Linked DNA regions of Homo sapiens: region 2 is linked to region 1. Evidence: chromatin contacts called from ENCODE Hi-C or POLR2A ChIA-PET data. All regions are on one chromosome and are shown on one strand. Each heading gives the region's core, a stretch centred on a gene start or an enhancer-like site at or near the end of the contact. The rest is flanking DNA. Distances are from core to core; before and after follow the strand shown. Region 1 holds the start of ACTA1 (actin alpha 1, skeletal muscle). Region 2 overlaps RAB4A (RAB4A, member RAS oncogene family).

Region 1 (6,519 bases), core at 4,020-6,519:
GTGACTACAGTGAGCCATGATCACACCACTGCACTCCAGCCTGGGTGACAGATTAAGACCCTGTCTCAAATAATATTATGTAATTCTAAATTTTAAGAAAAACACTGTAGAAAATGAAAAAGAAAATAGACCTCTGTAATCCCACCAGCTGGAAATAATTAGTCACCATTATGAAATAGACTTTTGGACTGCATATGCTTTTTCATTTTGTAACCTACTTTTCTCATGGGAGATGTGAGCATTTTGCTGTATCCTTAATCCAGTGTTTCTTGACCTTTTTTTTTTTATCACCCCTCCTGAGGAGCCTTTTTAGACAGTTTTTCCTAATCACCTCCCACTCCAAAGAAAGTGTAATACCACAGACCTACTATATATCATTCATTCATTCATTCATTCATTCATTCATTCATTTGGAAATGGAGTCTTGCTCTGTCACCCAGGCTGGAGTGCAGTGGCGCGATCTTGGCTCGCTGCAACCTCTGCCTCCTGGGTTCAAGCAATTCTCCTGCCTCAGCCTCCCGAGTAGCTGGGATTACAGGCACCCGCCATCATGCCTGGCTAATTTTTGTATTTTTAATAGAGACAGGGTTTCACCATGTTGGCCAGGCTGGTCTAGAACTCCTGACCTCAGGTGATCTGCCTGCCTCGGCCTCCCAAAGTGCTGGGATTATAGGCGTGAGCCACCACACTTGGCCGACTATCTTTTAAATGTACTGTGGCCTTTGGAAGCCATAAACCATTGTACTATCTGAATTTTTTTCACTCTCTAAGAACCAAGTTTTCCCCCTTTGAGAATGCCCATCTTAATTATTATTTAGAATACAATGTTTTAAATGCGTGATACTTTACCATATGGCAGAACCATAATTAATGTAACAGCCCTTATTCTCTTGCTGTAGCTCTCTCTCAAAAGACACATTTTTTTGACCATTTTAAATAATGCTAGAATAAATCTTTGTACAAAAATCTTTATGCCCTCCAAATACGGTGAACATGACATTGACTCTCCTTGCTCAGTTGCAGTGACATTGATGTGTGTATACTGAGCAGGCCAATGACTTTAATGTTCTTTTCTCACCTTTTCTGCCACTGCACTGTGTGCACCTGCCCCAAGCCCTTAGTCATTGGAAGCAAGACATGGCACCATGTGCTGAATGTTTCATATGTCTTAGGTACTCACCTAGTTTGTTGTTTTGTTTTTGGTTTTGGTTTTGGTTTTTTGAGACGGAGTCTTGCTCTGTTCCTAGGCTGGAGTGCAGTAGCGCAATCTCAGCTCACTGCAGCCTGTCTCTTGGGTTCAAGAGATTCTCCTGCCTCAGCCTCCCTAGTAGCTGGGATTACAGGCACCCGCCACCATGCCCAGCTAATTTTTTTGTATTTTTAGTAGAGACCAGGTTTCACCATGTTGGCCAGGCTGGTGTTGAACTCCTGACCTCAAGTGATCTGTCCACCTGGGCCTCCCAAAGTGCTGGGATTACAGACGTGAGCCACCGCACTCAGCTCTCACCTGGTTTTAATCCTCAGATCAGTCTTAAGGAGTATTGTGAGTTGAGAATGCTTTCTGGAAAGTCACTTGTCCAAGATCACATAGCCAGTCAGAGGGGAAGGTAAATGCAGCTCTGCTTGATTCCAGAATGCAAGCTCCTAACCAGTTCATGATATTCTGGGTATAAAGAATGTTGAAGAGAGGGCACTGCTCCAATGAATCATCAGGTTCTTAGAGGTGGCCATGAGTGCAAAAACCACCAGCTTCAGGAGGAGGAAAAAGTAGAAAATCCAAGCCCAAGCCCTTTCTTTGGGCTGCCAGGAGTTGACTCAACTTTTTTTTTTTTTTTTTTTTTGAGATGGAGTCTCTCTCTGTTGCCCAGGCCTGGCGTGCAGTGGTGGGATCTCGGCTCACTGCAACCTCTGCCTCCCAGGTTCAAGTGATTCTCCTGTCTCAGCCTCCCGAGTAGCTGGGATTATAGGTGTGCACCACCACGCCTGGCTAATTTTTGTGTTTTTAGTAGAGACGGGGTTTCACCATGTTGGCCAGGCTGGTCTTGAACTCCTGACCTCAAGTGATCCACCAGCCTCGGCTTCCCAAAGTGCTGGGATTACAGGCATGGGCCACCGCGCCTGGCCGACCCGACGTTTTTAAGTAGCTTGTGAGAATGAGTTGGTCTTTGTCTACCCTGTTCCTGGAATATCTCTAACTTGGAGTGCCCAGCCAGCCCCTCAAAGCTGAGTTTCTGGGGAAGCTACGGCTTTTCATGTCAGGATGTCTTTGGCTCATTACTGGGAAAGATCCCTCAAGGGCCTGTTCTGTTTCGAACTGTACCCAGTGTTGGTGAGGATTAGAGAGAAGCAGCAGTCCTTGCCCTCCCTGGCCACTGGCAGTAGAAGGAAGGACAGCCCAAGCCCGTCTCCTCCACTGGCTGCTGTGGAACCTGGGGTGTGTTTTAGCTCATTAAGCCTCAGTTTTCTTTAAAAAAGAAAAAAAACTGGAATGAGTAATACCTATCTTATTTACCTTAGGATAGTTAAACGGTTAATTGAAACACGAAAGCATATTATAAAGTGTTTTACCAATTCCTGTTTAAATTGATAGGAAACACAGTAGGAAGACTGGAACTGAGCAAGATTGGGGTACGGGTGTGTGGAGTGTTGAGGGGCACAATTGGAGAGAAGGGAAGTGTGAACACACCGGGGTAGTGGTAGCAGAAGGGCCCGGTCAGGGTATGAAGAGCTGAGGCTGCACCTGAAAACTTAGAAGCAGGAACTCCCTGTCAAGCATACCCTACATGGCTGACCTTTACTTAGTGACAGTTCTCAAAAGGCGGAGCAGGGCGCCGCTGCGCTCCCCCAAAACATACATGTATGGAGACGTGGCTCTGCCACCCACCATTCAGTCTATTCTCTAAGCCAATGAGAATGCAACAAGACCAGAATGGGACTGAGGGTGGCCTGTGGTGACCTGTCAGGGACTATTTAAACCAGCCGCAAATCATGTGGGCAGGGAACAGATGCCTGGCTGGCCACCTCAGGGGCCATCTCCCACAGTTTGCTGTACTAGCAGGTCTCTGTTCGCTTGTGAGTGTTTTTAATCATGGTCAGCTTTTAGTGTGGGTTTGAATGTAACAGACTGAGCTTAGAAAAGCTTTCTGTAAGGAAAGGTAAGAGTTGAACTGAGCAAGAGTTTTGAAAAATAGTGACAATCCCATTCTCCTTTGGAATGCGCACAAATATTGAGGTATCCAGTGAACGGCAGCAAATTTCCTACCTTCAAGGCCCAAATGTAAGCTAGTCCCCTTACGTTACATGCAGCTCATTTGCTAAGTGGTTTTTTTCTAGTATCTCCACTACTCGCTGACACAGGAGGACACAGGATGTTAAAAAGGAAATACAGTTCTGTCAATTATTCACTTACTCTCCAAAATACTTGGAAGAACTAAATATGGAACCATAGGAGACTTTATCCTCACCGCATAGTCCCTATACTAGTCAAACTCCTTATTTTTTAATTGATCATTTTTAGGAAGGTAGCATTTTATTCACTAGAACATTTTTGTTAATACTTGTTTATTTTTGGGATGAACTGCCATGATGTGGGCTACAGAGGAGGGTCGCATATGCTTCCATCCCCCTTTTAGAGAATCCACACCTGTCCCAGTTGCTGGGTTCCACTACCAAAAGTGAATTGCAACTATTTTAGGAGCACTTAAGCACATCCGAAAAATGAGTGATTCTGTTCTGGCCCACACCACATCACTGATGTACCCCCTTAAAGCATGTCCCTGAGTTCATCACAGAAGACTGCTCCTCCTGTGCCCTCCACAAGGTTAGAACTGTCCTTGTCTTAGGGAAAAAGGAGAGAGAGAGAGAGAGAGAGAGAGAGAGAGAGAGAGAGAGAGAGAGAGAGGGACAGGCACCAACTGGGTAACCTCTGCTGACCCCCACTCTACTTTACCATAAGTAGCTCCAAATCCTTCTAGAAAATCTGAAAGGCATAGCCCCATATATCAGTGATATAAATAGAACCTGCAGCAGGCTCTGGTAAATGATGACTACAAGGTGGACTGGGAGGCAGCCCGGCCTTGGCAGGCATCATCCTCTAAATATAAAGATGAGTTTGTTCAGCCTTTGCAGAAGGAAAAACTGCCACCCATCCTAGAGTGCCGCGTCCTTGTCCCCCCACCCCCTCCAATTTATTGGGAGGAAGGACCAGCTAAGCCTCATCTAGGAAGAGCCCCTCACCCATCTCCACCTCCACTCCAGGTCTAGCCAGTCCTGGGTTGTGACCCTTGTCTTTCAGCCCCAGGAGAGGGACACACATAGTGCCACCAAAGAGGCTGGGGGAGGGCCTCAGCCCACCAAAACCTGGGGCCAGTGCGTCCTACAGGAGGGGAACCCTCACCCCTTCAATCCCTTTAGGAGACCCAAGGGCGCTGCGCGTCCCTGAGGCGGACAGCTCCGTGTGCTCAGGCTTTGCGCCTGACAGGCCTATCCCCGGGAGCCCCCGCGCCTCCTCCCCGGCGCTCCGCCCTCGCCTCCCCCCGCCAGTTGTCTATCCTGCGACAGCTGCGCGCCCTCCGGCCGCCGGTGGCCCTCTGTGCGGTGGGGGAAGGGGTCGACGTGGCTCAGCTTTTTGGATTCAGGGAGCTCGGGGGTGGGAAGAGAGAAATGGAGTTCCAGGGGCGTAAAGGAGAGGGAGTTCGCCTTCCTTCCCTTCCTGAGACTCAGGAGTGACTGCTTCTCCAATCCTCCCAAGCCCACCACTCCACACGACTCCCTCTTCCCGGTAGTCGCAAGTGGGAGTTTGGGGATCTGAGCAAAGAACCCGAAGAGGAGTTGAAATATTGGAAGTCAGCAGTCAGGCACCTTCCCGAGCGCCCAGGGCGCTCAGAGTGGACATGGTTGGGGAGGCCTTTGGGACAGGTGCGGTTCCCGGAGCGCAGGCGCACACATGCACCCACCGGCGAACGCGGTGACCCTCGCCCCACCCCATCCCCTCCGGCGGGCAACTGGGTCGGGTCAGGAGGGGCAAACCCGCTAGGGAGACACTCCATATACGGCCCGGCCCGCGTTACCTGGGACCGGGCCAACCCGCTCCTTCTTTGGTCAACGCAGGGGACCCGGGCGGGGGCCCAGGCCGCGAACCGGCCGAGGGAGGGGGCTCTAGTGCCCAACACCCAAATATGGCTCGAGAAGGGCAGCGACATTCCTGCGGGGTGGCGCGGAGGGAATGCCCGCGGGCTATATAAAACCTGAGCAGAGGGACAAGCGGCCACCGCAGCGGACAGCGCCAAGTGAAGCCTCGCTTCCCCTCCGCGGCGACCAGGGCCCGAGCCGAGAGTAGCAGTTGTAGCTACCCGCCCAGGTAGGGCAGGAGTTGGGAGGGGACAGGGGGACAGGGCACTACCGAGGGGAACCTGAAGGACTCCGGGGCAGAACCCAGTCGGTTCACCTGGTCAGCCCCAGGCCTGCGCCCTGAGCGCTGTGCCTCGTCTCCGGAGCCACACGCGCTTTAAAAAGGAGGCAAGACAGTCAGCCTCTGGAAATTAGACTTCTCCAAATTTTTCTCTAGCCCCTTTGGGCTCCTTTACCTGGCATGTAGGATGTGCCTAGGGAGATAAACGGTTTTGCTTTAGTTGTCGCCAAGGCAGTTCCCTTCCAAACTAGCGCTAGAGCGAATGAGCGAGCAGCCAGGACCACCCATTCTGGGTTTCCAACAGGCGAAAAGGCCCTTTCTGAGTTTGAAATGTCACAGGGTTCCTAACAGGCCACTCTTCCCTGGATGGGGTGCCAACGCCTTTCCCATGGGCATCTCCTTCCACCCTCACGCTGGCCCAGCAAGCAGGCAGTGCTGAGGCCTTATCTCCCTAGGTGACAGATGTGGTCAGGGAGGCGCAGAGAGGATGGGCACTAGCGTCCAGCTCCTGGAACAGGTGTCAGGCAGGGAGGGCAGACAGGTCTTGGGGAACATGTTCCCCTGGCTATGTGGACAGAGGACTTCTCAGTGGGGTCTCGCGACCCTGTGCCCCTTTTCCTGGTTCAGGGCAGCCCTTAGCCGGGGCAAAGGTCGAGAAGAGAACCCCTGGTCGCCGCCCTGGCAGAATTTGAGTGGCTCCGGCAGGAGATGTCCCTAGGTTCCTGGGGAGGGAGGACGTCGGGGCCAGCCAGGCTTACCCCCCCCTGCCGCTGAGACTTCTGCGCTGATGCACCGCGCCTCTTCGCGGTCTCCCTGTCCTTGCAGAAACTAGACACAATGTGCGACGAAGACGAGACCACCGCCCTCGTGTGCGACAATGGCTCCGGCCTGGTGAAAGCCGGCTTCGCCGGGGATGACGCCCCTAGGGCCGTGTTCCCGTCCATCGTGGGCCGCCCCCGACACCAGGTCAGGCTGCCCCTCCGCAGAGGGAGCCGGCTCGGGGTCCCCGCGTAAGCCAGCCTGGTGCCACCCGGAGCGGCGTTAACGGGTGCGTGGTGTCTCGGCTCTGCAGGGCGTCATGGTCGGTATGGGTCAGAAAGATTCCTACG
Region 2 (6,519 bases), core at 2,685-5,184, 140 kb after region 1:
TGGCTCCACCCCATCTCTGTCTAGAGACACCAGTGTGACAGCTGCGAGTCATCCTTGGTTCCTCCTCCCCTGCTGGCCCTTCCTCCTCACCTTGTCCCACCTAAGAGTCAGTTGTCCTGTCCCACTATTGGGCATATGAGTCATAAGATGCTACTGCCTAAATATATCTTAGATCCATCTCTCTCTCCATCTCTGCTTCCATATCCTTGTTAAAGCATTAATCAGTCATCTCTTACTAGGATTACTCAAAAATGCCTTATAATTGGTATCCTGGCCTCCAGGCCTGTCCTCCCTTCAGTTTGTTTTCAACATAACCTCCTACATACATGACTTATCTCAAGTCACAACCCAATCACATCACCCACCTGCTGACAACCCACCACCTACAGCAGTGGTTCTCAATCTTGGATGAACATTAGAACAGCATGAGTAAACATTTAAAAACACTGGTGCCTCGACCATACTTCAGCCCAATTAGTTCAGCGTCTCCAGAGGCAGAGCCTGGGATTAGAACTTTTAATGCATCTCAGTGTCTCTAGTGCTCATCCAGGGTTGACAATTGGTAATCTACAAGATAAAGTTCTAGATCCTTGATGAGGACTGGCTGGCTCCTGCCTTTCTTCAACCTTTTCTCCTGCTATTCCCTCTTCCTCACTCCCTTTGCTGGCTCACTCTTCCTTATATTCTGAAAGACTGAGCTCATCTAAGACCTCCCCTGAAAGCCCTCCCTGACACCTCCTCTATCCTCTGGCTGGGGCAGGTCCCCTTCTTCACGTTACCCTGAGCCTGTGCATCTCTCAGCTACTACATCAGCCTTGTGATATTATAATTATCCTCTGACTGTCTCCCATGAAAGACAGTTTCTTGGGGGGCAAGGGGTGTGATTTATTCATTTTTGTATCCCAGCATCTGACAAATAGGCACTCAGATGTTTGAATGAATCAATTAAAAGGTGATGCCCATATATAGTTACTTTAGTAAATGACAACTACACAGTATTTCGTCAGCTGCCTACATTAGGATTATTTTAAATTATTTTAATAAGCAAATACAAAAATGAGGCATTTTATAATTGAGGCATGCTCAGTAAGCTTCAGAAATAAAATTACTCTGGACTCCATAGTTCCATGATGCCCGATCTGCAACAATCAACACTATACCATGTACCTATAACTCCCTTACACATGACCACTGGCCCAACAGAATTAGCGTGCTGTTGACAGAGTGGACAAAGGCCTATTCTTCCTCCGTTTAGTGAAGGACCAAAGAAAGACTATGGTTCTAAATGCAAACACTCCCTGAAACCTTGACTACCTTTCCACAGCTGAGCTGGTGTGCCCATCCACTTTCATCACCATGGAAACCATCCTGATAAGGATGGGGCTTTCATCCTGATAAGAACAGGACCTTTGAACCCATATGTGATGATTTTAGGTTGGCAGGTAGAGAGAGAACATTCTTTACTAAATCACCCTGAAACTATTAATTAAAAGGTGATCTACTGAGCTACAGTGTAAAATATGCAGAAGAAAAGTTGCTTAATGGAAAGGCTTTTACCTGATTCGATTTTGTTAAGTATTTTTCTTGCACACTGTACAAAAGCCTCTTCTACATTCTCCCCTGTGAGCGCACTTGTTTCCAAAAACATCAGCTCTAAAATGGACATCAAACAAAATAAAGTCATGTTTAGAAGATGATCATAATTTTCACTTACAAAAGCCTGTGTAGCATTCTCTTAGAAAAGCAGACGAAATATAATTTATGACCTAAAACCATATATTTCTGTAAATATAAAATCAATATATGTCATTATGTGTTTTTTAAATGTTAAAAGAATTTTAGCCTTTTCTGAAAAGTAACTGCTATCTTGTGCTAGCACTTAACCTGGTGAAGGGGCTGAGCAAGCAACCAGGCTTCCCCAGCCAAATGACAGCCCATCAGAAAGGAGCTGGCTTGCCAAAATGGCCCTGCCATTGATTTCAGGGAAAGTTGCAATGTCCTTCTTCAAACAATCTGAGTGTCACCACAAATATGACCTACAAGTGTTTACACTTTTTAGGGGACTATATTGCAATCTGTCATACAGCCCATGAAGAGACAGTATAGGAATTAATACTCTTTCTACCCACCAGAGTGGCTGTTCATCTCAGCAGAAAGGCCTGTTCTGCTTGCTCTCTCAGCAAACCATGGCCTCTCTAGCCTCTTGTATCCTCACTTGTAAAAATGAGTTTAGATGACATCTAAATTCCTTTTCATCTTTGTTAACATTCTAAACTTCTGATTTCTAAACAGCTTTTTAAAAACTGTCATGATGGCATATGGATTTCTCTCATGTTTATTTTCTTAGCAAGAAACTAGTCAAGTTACAATATAATTTGGAATCTTAGAGTCCAAATATTGATATTAGGATTCTAGTTTTTGGTTCTAAAAATTAAAGTTATTTAAAATGTCTGAAGTTTTAAAAAATCATTCTCTTATCCATTAATTAAGCAACCATTAATTTTATGTGGCATTTTCATGTATTCTATATGGAAATTCAAAAAAGTTTCAAAGTTGTCTATAACCAAATGACTTAAAATGAAGCCAAAAAGCCAAGTATTTCTTCTTCCGCTTCCCTTTCTATTTGGGTTAATATTTCACCAAATTTCCTTCAAAATACATTAAAAAATAATGACATCATTTGGTTAGAGTCTTTAAATATTATTAATTTCACTTTAGCCCAAGATCTCTAATATTCAAAGACCCTAGACTGAAAAGTCATTACATAATGTTACTACATTTGCTTTTATCATTATAGTAACTTCTGCAGGCAGAATGCAATATACTAAAAATATGCTTAATAGGTCTAATTTATAGAAAAAAACAATTGGAAATTCCACATTTCCTAAATCTAGTTTAATCTTGAAATTCCAATATATGTTTTAAATTCAAAGAAATGCTATTATCCTCAAATATGCGATTTGAAAAATAGTAAGAAGTAAAAGGTCACTTGCCATTTTCTTGAGCAAATCTGGAGGCTTCTAAGAAGGTAACTTCACGATCTGCATCCAGGTCCTTCTTGTTTCCACAAAGGATGATCACAATGTTCTGGCTCGCTAGCATTCGGGCATCTGTTAACCAATTAGTAAGCGCATTGTAGGTTTCTCGGCTGCGTAATATAAGATTGTGAAAATAATACATGTATTTTATAAAACTAGCAACTCTTTCCAGTCATTCTCACTACTCATACCGCTTTTCAACATTTCAGGGTAATGGCACCAACACCTTTAAGATAACTCAGACAACGTGAATGCACCAAGTATATACCATACCCACAGTTTGTTCCATTTTGTTTCTGGTAAAATGAGACAGCAAGTGAGATATTTTGTTATTTTTCGTTTGCCCAGTCATGGGGCAAAAGGAAAGAGATGTTCCTTCATTCAATTGACAAATATCTATTGAGCTCTTAGCATGCGCAAGGCACTAGACTCTGGTAGGCAAGATTTCATAGCTAATTGCTGCCACTTAATGAATCCTTGCAATGTGCCAGCACTTTGTTTTACAGGACTTTATCACATTGATTCTTTATAAAGATTCCATGACACAGACTGCCATTATTCCCCTTTTCTCTGAGAAATCCAAGGCCCAGAGAGATTAATTACGTTGCCCTAGGTCATACAGCAGCCAGTGGCAAAGTCAGGACTTGACCAGCTCTGTCTGACTCCAGGACCAACTCTCAGACTTACTATTTTTGGCCCTCATGTGTCTAAGGATTGAGTTCTTCTCATGGCACTTTGCTAGCCTGATTGATGACTTCACACTTTAGCAGGCTGAGCCTTTCACTGCCTGGGCAAGTGCAGGAAGGGCTGGGCCAGAAACTGCCTTCCTCCTCTCAGAACGCCTGGCTCCCGGGACACAGATTGGAAGAGGGAAGCGGCTGCTGAGTGACATCCTCTCACTGGACAGGTTCCTACCCAGAAAGGGCCCCCAGATGATGCCATTTAGATGACACATTTCTAAGACAGTGCTACTGAGATCAGCACTGCTGAATGTGATTTCCTCATGGATAGGAATGTTCTATAATCTGTCCTGATATGGTAGTCACCAGCCACATGTAGCTACTGAGGACCTGAAATGTGGCCAGTGCAATCGAGGAACAGAATTTTTTATTTCAGTTAAATTGCCATATGTCACAAACAGCTACTAACTGCTTCACATTAACTAATTTAAACCTCCCAATAACCTCCTGAGGATCATGTGATTATTACTATCTCCATCTTACAGACAAGGAAACTAAGGCCCAGGCAGCTGAAGCACCTGGCCTGAGAGGGTCAATCAGCTAGTGACTGCAACTGGGATTTGAACCCAGCAATCTCAGCCCAGAGTCTGTGTCCTCACCCTCTCTCAACTCACTTCTAATAACTTTCCATACATAAAGCTTTGTGAACCTTAAGGAAAGTGTCCAAGCATCATGTCAAGAAATGTAATGTAATAGCATGGATTGCTTTATCCACCTAAAACCTTACAAACACATTTCTCTGCAGGGGAAAGCAGTGGTAGGGGCTCGTTCAAAGACCTCTGAGACCCCAGATGGAAGGGCTAAGGGGCTTCCTGGATGCCAGCCACACCACCGTCCCTGGACACACAAAGCACACACTGCACGGAGGGCACCTCGCCAAGACCAGCCTTTGGGCTGCAGGGCACTGAGCACCCTCCTTCACCAGGGGGAGCTGGCATTACCTGGTGATATCATAGACGAGGAGAGCCCCGGCCGCGCCTCGGTAATAACTTCTCGTCACGGACCTGGAAGAATTATACTGGTTTTACTTTCAACCAATTGAGACCCTTTACTGTATCCCACTTTCCCATGAAAAAACACCCATGCTTGCTTTGTAAACCACAACACAGGGACAGACACTGGTTTAAAAGAGAAATGATTCAAAGATATTTGAACATACATGTGAGGGGTTATTCTGCCTGAAATCACATCACTGTGGCAAGTAGGAGATTCCTTCACAGCGGATGCAGCTCTCTGATGGATGTCTCCTTTGAGAACTCCTAGCAGGGTGAGCTGTCTGCGGAAGCCAGCACCACCCCCTAGATGGACACTAAGGGGCTCAGCAATCCACTCACTTCTCTGCGAGCTCCTCATCTACCCCACTCCCTGGCACAATTTTCTCCATCTCTTCCAGTTCTCGCCACCTCTCGGCGCGGTGGAATCCATAGTCACCACAGGAATCCATAGTCACCACGGCCCTACACCCACCTGCATCCCTGCCCTATTACTACGGGAAAACTGAGTGTCCCAGTATGTCATATCCACTCTCACATTCAAGAAGGCGTCTTTTGGTCATACATGTTTTCCCCTACATTGTCAATCTCACCCTCTTTGTGAGATTTTTCCCATTAGTGGCCGGACACCTATAATCCCAGCACTTTAGGAGGCCCAGGAGGGAGGACTGCTTGAGGCCAGGAGTTTGAGACCAGCCTGGGTAAGAGAGAGAGACCCTGTCTCTACAAAAAATTAGCCAGGTATGGCAGTACACACCTGTAATCCCAGCTACTCAGGAGGCTGAGACAGAAGGACTGTTTGATCCCAGGAATTTGAGGTGACGGTGAGCGATCATGCCACTGCACTCCAGCCCAGGCAACAGAAAGAAAAAAAAAAAAAAGCCAGGAGTTCAGGATTTTTCCTATTAGCAAAATAAAAATAAATTGGCTCTGGTACCGCCCATCTTAAAACACAAAACAGAAATATGCTGCACCATCTTTTCAGTTACTGTCCCACTGTCTGCTCTTCTCCACATCCAACTGTCTTTTTTGAGACAGAGTTTCGCTCGTTACCCAGGCTAGAGTGCAATGGCGCGATCTCAGCTCTCTGCAACCTCTGCCTCCCAGGTTCAAGCAATTCTCCTGCCTCAGCCTCCTGAGTAGCTGCACCCGCCACCACGCCTGGCTAATTTTTGTATTTTTAGTACAGACGGGGTTTCCCCATGTTAGCCAGGCTGGTCTCGAACTCTTGACCTCGGATGATCCACCCGCCTCGGCCTCCCAAAGTGCTGGGATTACAGGCGTGAGCCACCACGCGTGGCCCCACATCCAACTTTCTGAAAGAGCTGTCTTTACCTGCAGCTTCCTCTTCTTCACCGCCAACCTAGTGTCCATCTCTGCTACTCCCCAAAAGCCTGTCAAGGTCCCCACCCTCTCTGCAACCGAAGCTGGAGTGGGCATTTCTGTCCTCACTCACTCGCGCAGCCTCTGCGCCCTGCACTCTGCTAGTCTTCCTCCCGCTCACCAGCCACTTCTCTGGCTCTGGTCATTCTTCTGAATCTGCCCTGCTGGGATTGCGATTCCCCAGAGCTGGGTCCTGGGCTCTCTTAACATTCGACTCAAATTTTGTCTCCAGCTCAGATCCAAGTGCTGCCTCCATATCTCCATGAGACTGCCTGATAAACATGTCAAACTTAACATCTGCACAGCAGGACTCTTTTTGGTCCCACCCTCCAGGCCCGTCCTGGCCTAGGAAGAGGCATCACCACG

What was found. Hi-C counts contacts between places; a loop is a spot of excess contacts on that map. ChIA-PET counts read pairs that join two places held with the same protein, here RNA polymerase II (POLR2A). Pooled maps may share reads with other maps.
Region 2: a map of heart right ventricle shows a loop between it and region 1 (1.8-fold over the local background). The contact joins the enhancer-like site here to the promoter of ACTA1 in region 1. A Hi-C loop is called at or near these places in 2 of 168 maps with a recorded cell type or tissue (heart right ventricle and testis), 1 of 37 single-sample maps with no recorded cell type and 10 of 50 pooled maps. POLR2A ChIA-PET finds 5 or more read pairs at or near these places in 5 of 52 experiments (A673, H1, OCI-LY7 and 2 more).

The regions. Positions count from the first base shown.
Region 1 is chr1:229,432,844-229,439,362 of GRCh38, reverse strand. ACTA1 (actin alpha 1, skeletal muscle) reads left to right here and starts at 5,269. Exons shown (of 7, transcript NM_001100.4): 1 at 5,269-5,359; 2 at 6,236-6,376; 3 at 6,483-6,519. The coding sequence starts at 6,248. RefSeq lists silencers at 1,050-1,129, 1,595-1,795, 5,267-5,561.
Region 2 is chr1:229,294,111-229,300,629 of GRCh38, reverse strand. It overlaps RAB4A (RAB4A, member RAS oncogene family), which reads right to left. Exons shown (of 8, transcript NM_004578.4): 4 at 4,720-4,782; 5 at 2,994-3,148; 6 at 1,558-1,653. Among named protein-coding and RNA genes, the nearest start is that of RAB4A-AS1, 26 kb to the right of the region's middle. Within about 2 kb of position 3,934, at least 5 of the 41 ENCODE cell types and tissues checked have a DNase peak (open chromatin) inside an H3K27ac peak, as active enhancers do.